Linked DNA regions of Homo sapiens: regions 2 and 3 are each linked to region 1. Evidence: chromatin loops called from intact Hi-C (ENCODE). Cell type or tissue: A673. All regions are shown on one strand. Each heading gives the region's core, and the rest is flanking DNA. Links, peaks and the distances in the headings are about the cores only.

What was found. Hi-C counts contacts between places; a loop is a spot of excess contacts. Peaks named below come from ENCODE experiments on the same cell type or tissue, not always from the same donor. Only the 100,000 strongest peaks of a DNase experiment are listed, where the experiment ranks them.
Region 2: it touches region 1 in a loop (10-fold over the local background); 33 of 110 quality-filtered maps call a loop at or near these places.
Region 3: it touches region 1 in a loop (13-fold over the local background); 54 of 110 quality-filtered maps call a loop at or near these places.

Annotation. Positions count from the first base shown.
Region 1 is chrX:19,332,487-19,336,416 of GRCh38, forward strand. No RefSeq gene overlaps it. Among named protein-coding and RNA genes, the nearest start is that of PDHA1, 9.5 kb to the right of the region's middle. In A673, for the core only: CTCF peaks have their summits at 1,818 and 2,715 (motif pointing left); DNase peaks (open chromatin) are centred at 1,805 and 2,715; H3K27ac peaks cover 692 bases.
Region 2 is chrX:19,016,042-19,018,541 of GRCh38, forward strand. The region is part of intron 15 of ADGRG2 (adhesion G protein-coupled receptor G2); the gene reads right to left. All of the region lies in intron 2 of LOC101928415 (a long non-coding RNA gene), which reads left to right. Among named protein-coding and RNA genes, the nearest start is that of PHKA2, 33 kb to the left of the region's middle. In A673, for the core only: a CTCF peak has its summit at 1,424 (motif pointing right); a DNase peak (open chromatin) is centred at 1,470; H3K27ac peaks cover 329 bases.
Region 3 is chrX:18,930,853-18,933,352 of GRCh38, forward strand. PHKA2 (phosphorylase kinase regulatory subunit alpha 2) reads right to left here. Exons shown (of 33, transcript NM_000292.3): 12 at 789-896. Among named protein-coding and RNA genes, the nearest start is that of PHKA2-AS1, 42 kb to the left of the region's middle. In A673, for the core only: a CTCF peak has its summit at 1,329 (motif pointing right); a DNase peak (open chromatin) is centred at 1,339.

The sequences.
Region 1 (3,930 bases), core at 778-3,277:
GAAAGCTCAGGTGCCGTGGAGCACAGCTGAGGAGTGGCGGTAGTGTGGCACTCAGGGCTTTGCAAAGCTCCAGGGTGTGAAGCGGTGACTGATGACAGAGACCATGAATGCCAGGGCGCTGGACACCCATTTTGATTTTTAAATAGGCTAATACGGCATCTTGTAACATCCCTGCGAGTCAAAGCCCAGGGCCCCAGGAGTTCCCAGCTGTGTGAGCAATGCAGACCAGGGGCCAAAGCGCAGCCCAGTGCCAGGAAGAGCCCTGGATTTGTCTTTGACCAATCCCTAATCAGTGGCTGATGCCTAAAACACCACCATTTGAGATTTCTTTGGAGTTTAGGTCTTTAGCTGGGAAGAAAACGCAAATTCCCTTCCCAAAGGCAAAACAGAAGGTGGTGAGGGAGACTGGACCTGAAGTTAGCAGTGTGACCGTGAACTTGAGGGCAGTCAGACGGAGAGGCCGGTCAGGACAGAAGATTCGGATTTCCGATTTAGAAACAGCTTTCGGGCTGTGGAACTGGAAATAATCAGGGGTACATTAGCTGGTGAGCCTCCAGGAAAGCAGGCTTTGATGGAATGAGGGAACAGGACTCTGTGGCTTCGGGGGATCTCAAAAAGGAGGAGGCAGCAATTAGCACCAGAAAGAGCCTCCAGCTGGCAGGAAGGGAGCTTGGCTGCTTCCCAGGTTTCCTAAGCGAGCTCCAGCCTGGCCTCGAGTGTGTCTGGTCTGCAAATCACCGGGCCCTTGCCTTGTCCTTCTGCAGCTGCTGGTGCAGCCCAGCCTTGGGCAGAGTGAGACACTCCCTTCTGGGATGAATCCTGTGGGGACCCTAAAGGCAGCTTTTCCAGGCTCCTCTGGGCCATCAACCCAGTTAATTGGAAAACCATGTTCCTGAATAACTAAGTTACTGAAATAGTTTCAATAGCTTCTGAAAGCACAATCAAACCTAATTTTCTTACTGAGTTTCTTTTTTTTGAGACAGGGTCTCACTCTGTCGCCTAGGCTGGAGTGCAGTGGTGCAATCTCAGATCACTACAGCCCGGGTTCAAGTGATCCTCCCACCTCAGCCTCCCAAATAGCTAGGACTACAGGTCTTACTTTTTAAAAATAAACTTAATTTTGCTTATGTTTTAGTTCACTATTTTTTAAAAAAAATCTCAACTTGAAGGCATTGAAAAGAACATCGTTATTCCAGTCTTGATCACATTTCCCCCTACCCGTCCAACTGTCTCAGCCTCCCAAGTAGCTGGGACTACAGGCGCCTGCCACCACGCCCAGCTGGTTTTTGTATTTTTAGTAGAGACGGGGTTTCACCATGTTGGCCAGGCTGGTCTCGAACTCCTGACCTCAGGTGATCTGCCACCTCGGCCTCTCAAAGTACTCAGATTACAGGCATGAGCCACCATGTCCAGCCTCACGTTTTTAATTCATTCTTCCTATTATGCATCAACTACTGTAGTAGAGGTTGAGGAGATTGAAAAATTAGATTATTTGATTTCTGCCCCAGAGGATCTACTACTGGTAGGAATAATGTGCAAACAAGTCATTAAAATGCAAAGAATAAGCCCTATATTAAGATATATTCAAATCATATGTACTAAATTTTAACTTACATTTTAATTTACCAAGTAAATAAATTCTATAAGTTTATCACCATGTATTAATATGGTTCTTGACTAAATTCCAAGAGAATTCCAGACACGTGACAAATTTTCTCATTATGTTACAGCACCACCTGTGGAATTCTTATGTAACTGCAGAGCTGGCTTTTTATTTCTTATGTTAGATGTGGACTTTTTACATAATTGCATAACAATTTTTAATTTGTTGTGTTAGAGTGTCATCATGTGGAATTTTGTGTAATTGCAGAATATATTTTTGTATCTCTTATGTTAGAATGCCCCCTGTGGGGTTGTCATGTAAATTGCAGGATTGTAGGGCAGATTTTTTTTTTTTTTTTTTTTTTTTTTTTTTTTTTTTTTTTGAGACAGGTTCTCACTGTCGCCTGGGCTGGAGTGCAGTGGCGCCATGCACTCGGCTCACTGCAGCCTCCACCTCCCAGGCTCAGGTGATCCTCCCATCAGTCTCCAGAGTAGCTAGGACTACAGGTGCACACCACCACGCCTGGCTAATTTTTTGTACTCTTTATTTTATTTTTATTTTTTTTGAGACGGAGTGCAGTGGCGTGATCTCAGCTGACTGCAATCTCCAACTCCCTGGTTCAAGCGATTCTCCTGCCTCAGCCTCCCGAGTAGCTGGGATTACAGGCACGCGCCACCATGCCCAGCCAATTTTTGTATTTTTAGTAGAGATGGGGTTTCACCATGTTGGCCAGGCTGGTCTCAGAAGCCTGACCTCGTGATCCGCCCACCTTGGCTTCCCAAAGTGCTGGGATTACAGGCGTGAGCCACCGCGCCGGGACATATTTTGTACTTTTGTAATAGAGATGGGGTTTCGCCATGTTGGCCAGACTGGTCTCCAACTGCTGGCCTCAAGTGATCCGCCTACCTTGGCCCCCGCAAAGTGCTGCGATTACAAACGTGAGCCACCGCACCCGGTGAGATTTTTTTCTTTTTTCTGTTTGAAATAGTCTGGCTCTGTTGTCCGGGCTGGGGTGTAGCGGTGTTTTTCTTATTAATGAGATTGGAGTGCCACCTAGTAACATTTTCTTGTAATTGCACACAGATATGTTTTTCTTATTACTCTGATTACATCGCCCCCTGATGGAATTTGCCTGCAATTGCTTATGAGGGTCTTCCCTATTACTCAGGTTAGAGTGCCACCAGGTAGAATTGTCGCGTAATTGCAGGACAAATATGTTTTTCCCACTATAGTGGTCCCTGCCAACCCTTATCTTCAGGGGATATGTTCCAAGTCCCCCAGTGAATGCCTGAAACTTTTGAATAGTACTAAGCTCTCTGTATACTGGCTTTTTCCATCTAATCACCAAGATGGCTAAGTGACGAATGAGGGGTAGCATATTCAGTGTGGATACCGTGGACAAAGTACTGATTCACAGCCTAGGCGGGACAGAGCAGGACGGTGCGAGGTTTCATCACATTACTCAGAACAGTATGTAATTTTAAACATGAATTGTTTATTTCTAGAATTTTCTGTTTAATATTTTTGGCAGAGGTTGACCGTGGATAACGGAAACTGCAGAAAGCAAAACCGTGGATAAAGGGGACGGCTGTACGCAGGTTAGTGAGTCACCTGGTGGAATTTTTCTGAAACTGCAGAACAGATCTGTTTGTTATTTCTCATGTTGGAATGCCACCTGGCGGAATTGTCCTTTGTTAAAAAGTACATCTATGGTCCTCAAACTTGGCATCCAAAATACCTGGAGAGCTTGTTATTTTATTTTATTTCTGAGACAGGGTCTTGCTCTAGCACCCAGGCTGGAGGGCAGTGGTGTGATCACAGTTCACTGCAGTCTTAACCTCCCAGTCTCAAGCGATTCTCCTGCCTCAGCCTCCCAAGTAGGTGGGACCACAGGTGCACCACCACGCCCAACTAATTTTTGTATTTTTAGTAGCAGTGGGGTTTCACCATGTTGGCCAGGCTGGTCTCAAATGCCTGACCTCAAGCAGTCCTCCCACCTCAGCCGCCCAAAATGCTGGGATTACAGGCGTGAGCCAACGTGTCCAGCCCGGAGAACTTTTTAAATCAAAGATTGCAGGTTTCCACTCCCAGAGTTTCTTATTCAGGAGGTTTGGGATGGGGTCTGGGAACGTGCATTTCTAACAGATTTCCCAGTTTGTGTTGATGCTGCTTGTCTGAGGTGCACTTTGAGAATTACTAAGTCCTCAACTCCTTAAATTTTAGTTGCCCACATAAGTGGGTTCTTTCCTATATGATTTTCGCAATTCTTTCATCTTTGAAGAACTGTAGAGATTTGAAATCTTGGCTTTCTGGAGCCTTTCCAAAGA
Region 2 (2,500 bases), core at 1-2,500, 320 kb before region 1:
CAGTACATCTGAACCCCTCAGAGTACCTCGGCACCGATGCCTGGGCTCCCACTCCAAACCAGCTGACCTGGAACCTCTGGCGGTGGGCGCAGTGCCCATTTTAATGCATGGCATTTTAATGTGCTTCTTTACTGCGGTGTAGCCTGCATAAAGTGTACTAATCTTAGATTTAGAGCTTGACGAATTTTATATATAATCACCACCTAGATCAAAGCAGAGCATTTCCAGCACCCTAGAAGGCCACCTTGACACATCAGTATGTTTTAAAAATACCCCAGGTATTTCTAATGTACAGTTAAACCTAAGAACCAACATATTAGAAAGACCCTGGGTGGGCATCTAATTCTAGCCCAGTGGTTCTCGAACTTGGCTGCACATTAGAACCACCCCACCCAGGAGTTTTTAAAAACTGGGAAGCCCAGGCCACATCCTACACCAGTCTCTGAGGGTGGGAGGCAGGCATCGATGTATTTTTGTTTTTATTTTTTATTTTTTATTATTTATTTATTTATTATTATTATACTTTAAGTTTTAGGGTACATGTGCACAATGTGCAGGTTAGTTACATATGTATACATGTGCCATGCTGGTGCGCTGCACCCACTAACTCGTCATCTAGCATTAGGTATATCTCCCAGTGCTATCCCTCCCCCCTCCCCCCACCCATCGATGTATTTTTAAATTCATTCATTCATTCATTCAGAGACAGGGTCTTGCTTTATCACCCAGGCTGGAATGCAGTGACATGATCATGACTCACTGCAGCCTCCACTCCCCAGGCTCAAGTGACCCCTCCTACCTCAGTCTCCCAAGCAGCTGGGACTACAGGTGTACATCACCCTGCCCGGCTAATTTTTAAAAACTGTTTGTAGAGACAGGGTCTCACTATGTTGCCCTGGCTGGTCGCGAACTCCTGGCCTCAAGCAATCCTCCCACCTCGGCCTCCCAAAGTGCTGAGATTACAGGCGTGAGCCACCATGCCCAGCTGCATCAATGTTTTTAAAACGCTCCAGAGGATTTCAACATGCAGCCAGGATTGAGAACCACTAGCACTGCTCTACAGTCTCTATACAGACCCTCGGTGCTCAAAGTGGGGTCCATGAACCAGCAACACTGGCTTCACCTGAGGAGCTTGTCAGAAATGCAGACTTTCAGGCCCAGGCCTTACTGGATCAGAATCTGCATTTTAACAAGATCCTGAGTGATGGATGTGCACGGTGATATTTGAGAAGTGTTGATCCAGTCCATTTCCTAATTTTACAGAGCTCTAACTCACTTCTTCATTTGATCTGAGATGCTGAAGGTAAAAAAGCATCTGCTCTGGAACACGGATACACAGCTAGTTAATGACTGAGCCCTAACTGGACATCAGTTTCACATCCTGACCCCTTTTCTATTCCTGTTTCTTCTTCTTAACCACTAGGGGCAGCCACTAGGGGTCAGTGGGGCTGCGTCAAAAGAGGGATGCTCTTCTGATCCGATCCCAATGCTTCCAGAAACTCTATCCCCAAAATGGGGCTCAATGCTCCAGCTTAATGGGGCATGTGAAGCTGAATGGGGCATGTTACTCTTTACTTTCTATTGCAGAAAATCCTGCTACAAATCCTTAACCAAAGACTTTTACCTGTTCCTCAAGGTCCAACGTTTTAATATTAGTATATCCCAGAAATCTGGCCCACAAAGGGCAGACAGGCTACACTTAGCCTTCTCTTCCCATCTGAGAAGCTACACAGATTTTTTTAAGTCCTTTTTTTCCAAATACAATTTTTATCTGATTGTAGAAGAATATAGAAAATGCTGCAAAGTAAGAAAGAAAAGAAAAAGTAAAAAAAAAAAACAAACAAAACTCATAATGCCAGCAGGCAGGTCACTCATGGGGAACCACAGTGAACATTTTCATTCCTGTCCTCCCTGTTTTTTTCTATGTATACACCTGTGGTCACATCATGTGTGACTTTCAGAGTCTTTTGCTGTTTTGGAGCACCCATCTCCCAGTTTCCCTCCATTGGAGCAATGATTTTAAGGCATCAATTCTCAACTTTGGTTGCACATTAGAATCGCCAGCAGGGCTTTTATTTTTATTTTTATTTTTATTTTTTTTGAGACAGCGTGTTGCTCTGTTGCCCAGGCTGGAGTGCAGTGGCATGAACATAGCTCACTGCAGCCTTGAGTTCCTGGGCTCAAGTGATTCTCCCACCTCAGACTACAGGCACGTGCCACGATGCCCAGTTTTTTGTTTGTTTGTTTGTTTGTTTTTTTTTAATTTTTTAGTAGAAATGAGATCTCACCCAGGCTGATCTTGAACTCTTGAGCTCAAGCAGTTCTCCTACCTGGGCCTTCCAAAGTGCTGAGATTACAGGCGTGAGCTACCTTGCCTGGTCCAGAAGGGCCTTAATGCCTAGGCTATATCCCAGGCCAATTAAATCAGAATCTCTGAGCCTGGTGACTGGGAATCAGTATTTTTTTTTAACTTTTTATTGGAACTAATTTTAGGTTTACA
Region 3 (2,500 bases), core at 1-2,500, 400 kb before region 1:
AACCCGGTGGCATGCTGACCCACCACCCCTTCTGCCTTTTCTAGAGCCTGGCAGCCCCTCAGCCCTTCCCTGGGCTCCTTCCCCTCCCTGCCTCCCCGGGGTCCAGCCGAAGCACTCAGCTGGGCAGGACCCTCTCAGGAACGACAGCCCATCTGATAAGGTCACTCATACTGAGGAGTGGGGGATTCATTTGAGGCGGCTCCAAAGTATTTGCATATTAAAACAAAAGCCTGGGGACAAGTCAATGGTGAACAAAAAGAAAGGTGTCAAGAGGCAGTTGTCTGCAGAAGGAAGGGTGCTGCAGGTTGTCCGGGGCAACACCTGACACAAAATTCACCAGAGAAAATCCGGCCCGCCACCTCTTTCTGTAGAGATCTGTGGCCCTTGTGCTTCCTGCTCCTAAGACTGGGGCAGGGGCACCTAGGGGCCAATCTAGTCATTTCCCAAATCTTGTATCTTCTAGGATCAGATGTGCTAACAATCCTGGCCCAGAAACTTCCAGCTCCTCTGACCATCAACTGGAACAGATTCTAGCCACAGAGGAAGAATGCTGGCAGGGGGTGATGGGGAGTGCTGGGCCCTCATGGACCTGAGCTGGTTTAATGGAAATATGGACACACAAGGCTGAGAGTCAAGCCCCGGAGCCAACACGGTCCAGTTGACCTTAAACGAATGAAGATGCAAAAGACATCCACACGCACGCCTGGCAGAGAGTCCCTATGCCCTTCTGGGGTTCCCTGAACCTCCAATCACATGGTTTCCAGTCTGTGAGGCCACTAAGCCCCTACCTCTGCCAACAGCGAGCTGAGGATGTACAAGGATTGGCCCCACAGATGAGGCACCTTCCCCATAGGAACTCGGTCTACTGTGTGAGGATTCTTGTACTCTTCATCTACCTGGAAAGAGAGACAAATCCAAAGTCAGAAAGTCAGAGGATAAAATGGCCATGATACCTGACCATGGGGAATGCACTGAGGATTTATGAAATGGTACTCATCCTCCAGGCCAATTCTGTGCAGGTGCCAGGAGGCTGGGGAGCAAGCCCCTTCCTCGGGGCTGCAAGGCTACAAAGCAGCGGAGGTGGAAGTCAAATCGCGGCCTGGTTCTGGACAAGCACTCTTCCTACAGGCACACGCAAGGCCACGAGCACCGGATGCCTGGCCTGCCTGCTTTGCGCACAGCTCTGGCCATGAGAACTCTCATGGCTCATGCTTACAATTGGCTGCATGATGGGTGAAATGATGGAAAACATCAGCCTCCAGCTGTGGCGGTGCATCGCTGGAGCCATCCCTAGGGGTTTATAAACTGTGCGCCTAATGCAAGAGAATTGCCAGAAGGTGGCACTATTTACCGAGGAAAAACACTTGGACTACTAGCCTGTAACCCCTCCTTCAGGGCCTCAAAAAGCTGAACCCACTGGGGGGCTTCTGTCTCAGCAAAATAAACTTTGGTGTTCTTTCTGGAGGACAGGGCTGGCTGCGCATTGTAAGCTAGTCTGCAACTTTCTCTCTTTTAAACTCCATGCTGGACTTTGACATTTCAGTCATCACATCATTGGTTGGGGGTAATGTCAGTGACCGCTTTTGTCTTCCAGAAAACGTAAGTCAACCAAAGGAAATAGGAAACATCCTTCTCCCAAGGGGAACATCACACCATGAGGAGACTCATCTTCTGCTTGCAGATTAATCAATGATGTTATTAACATATTTAGTAAAATTTAAAATTTTTTCAATAAGAAAAACTTTAGTGCATGAACTGAACAGAATTAAATGTCATTAGTAATCAAATAATCCAATAGGACAATAGTGTGGAAGGAGATTCTCCAAAATGTCATAATCTTTGGGTGGTAGAATTAGAGATAACGTTTTCTTCTTTCTACAGAATCCTAGATGTTTTGTCGTGCACAGAATTACTTGTATGATAATCAGGTAGTATGTTAAAACTATTTGAAATGTAAGTCGTGTTAAGAAAGACTGAAAGGTCAGGCATGGTGGCTCACACCTGTAATCCCAGCACTTTGGGAGGCTGAGGTGGGCAGATCACCTGAGGCCAGGAGTTCGAGACCAGTCTGGCCAACACAGCGAAACCCTGTCTCTACTAAAAATACAAAAATTAGTCAGGCATGGTGGCAAATGCCTGTAATCCCAGCTACTCAGGAGGCTGAGGCAGGAGAATCACGTGAACCTGAGAGGCAGAGGTTGCAGTGAGACAAGATTGTGCCAATGCACTCCAGCCTGGGTGACAGAGTGAGACTCTGTCTCAAAAAAAAAAAAAAGACTGCAGAGATGTAGAATGAGAAATATTCAATAGAGAGCAGACAAGGTGTCCAGTTTACAAGACAGCCTGGCTTTGCACTCCTCCCACCCATGAGCCACCTCCTGCCCCGCATGGAGGCATCCCCCTCTGCCTCTCTGCACACCGGTCCTTCTGAACTGCCCACAGGTCCTCAAAGGTGCTATGCTTTTGCTGCTGCCACTGCCCTCCATCTCATGGACCAGCT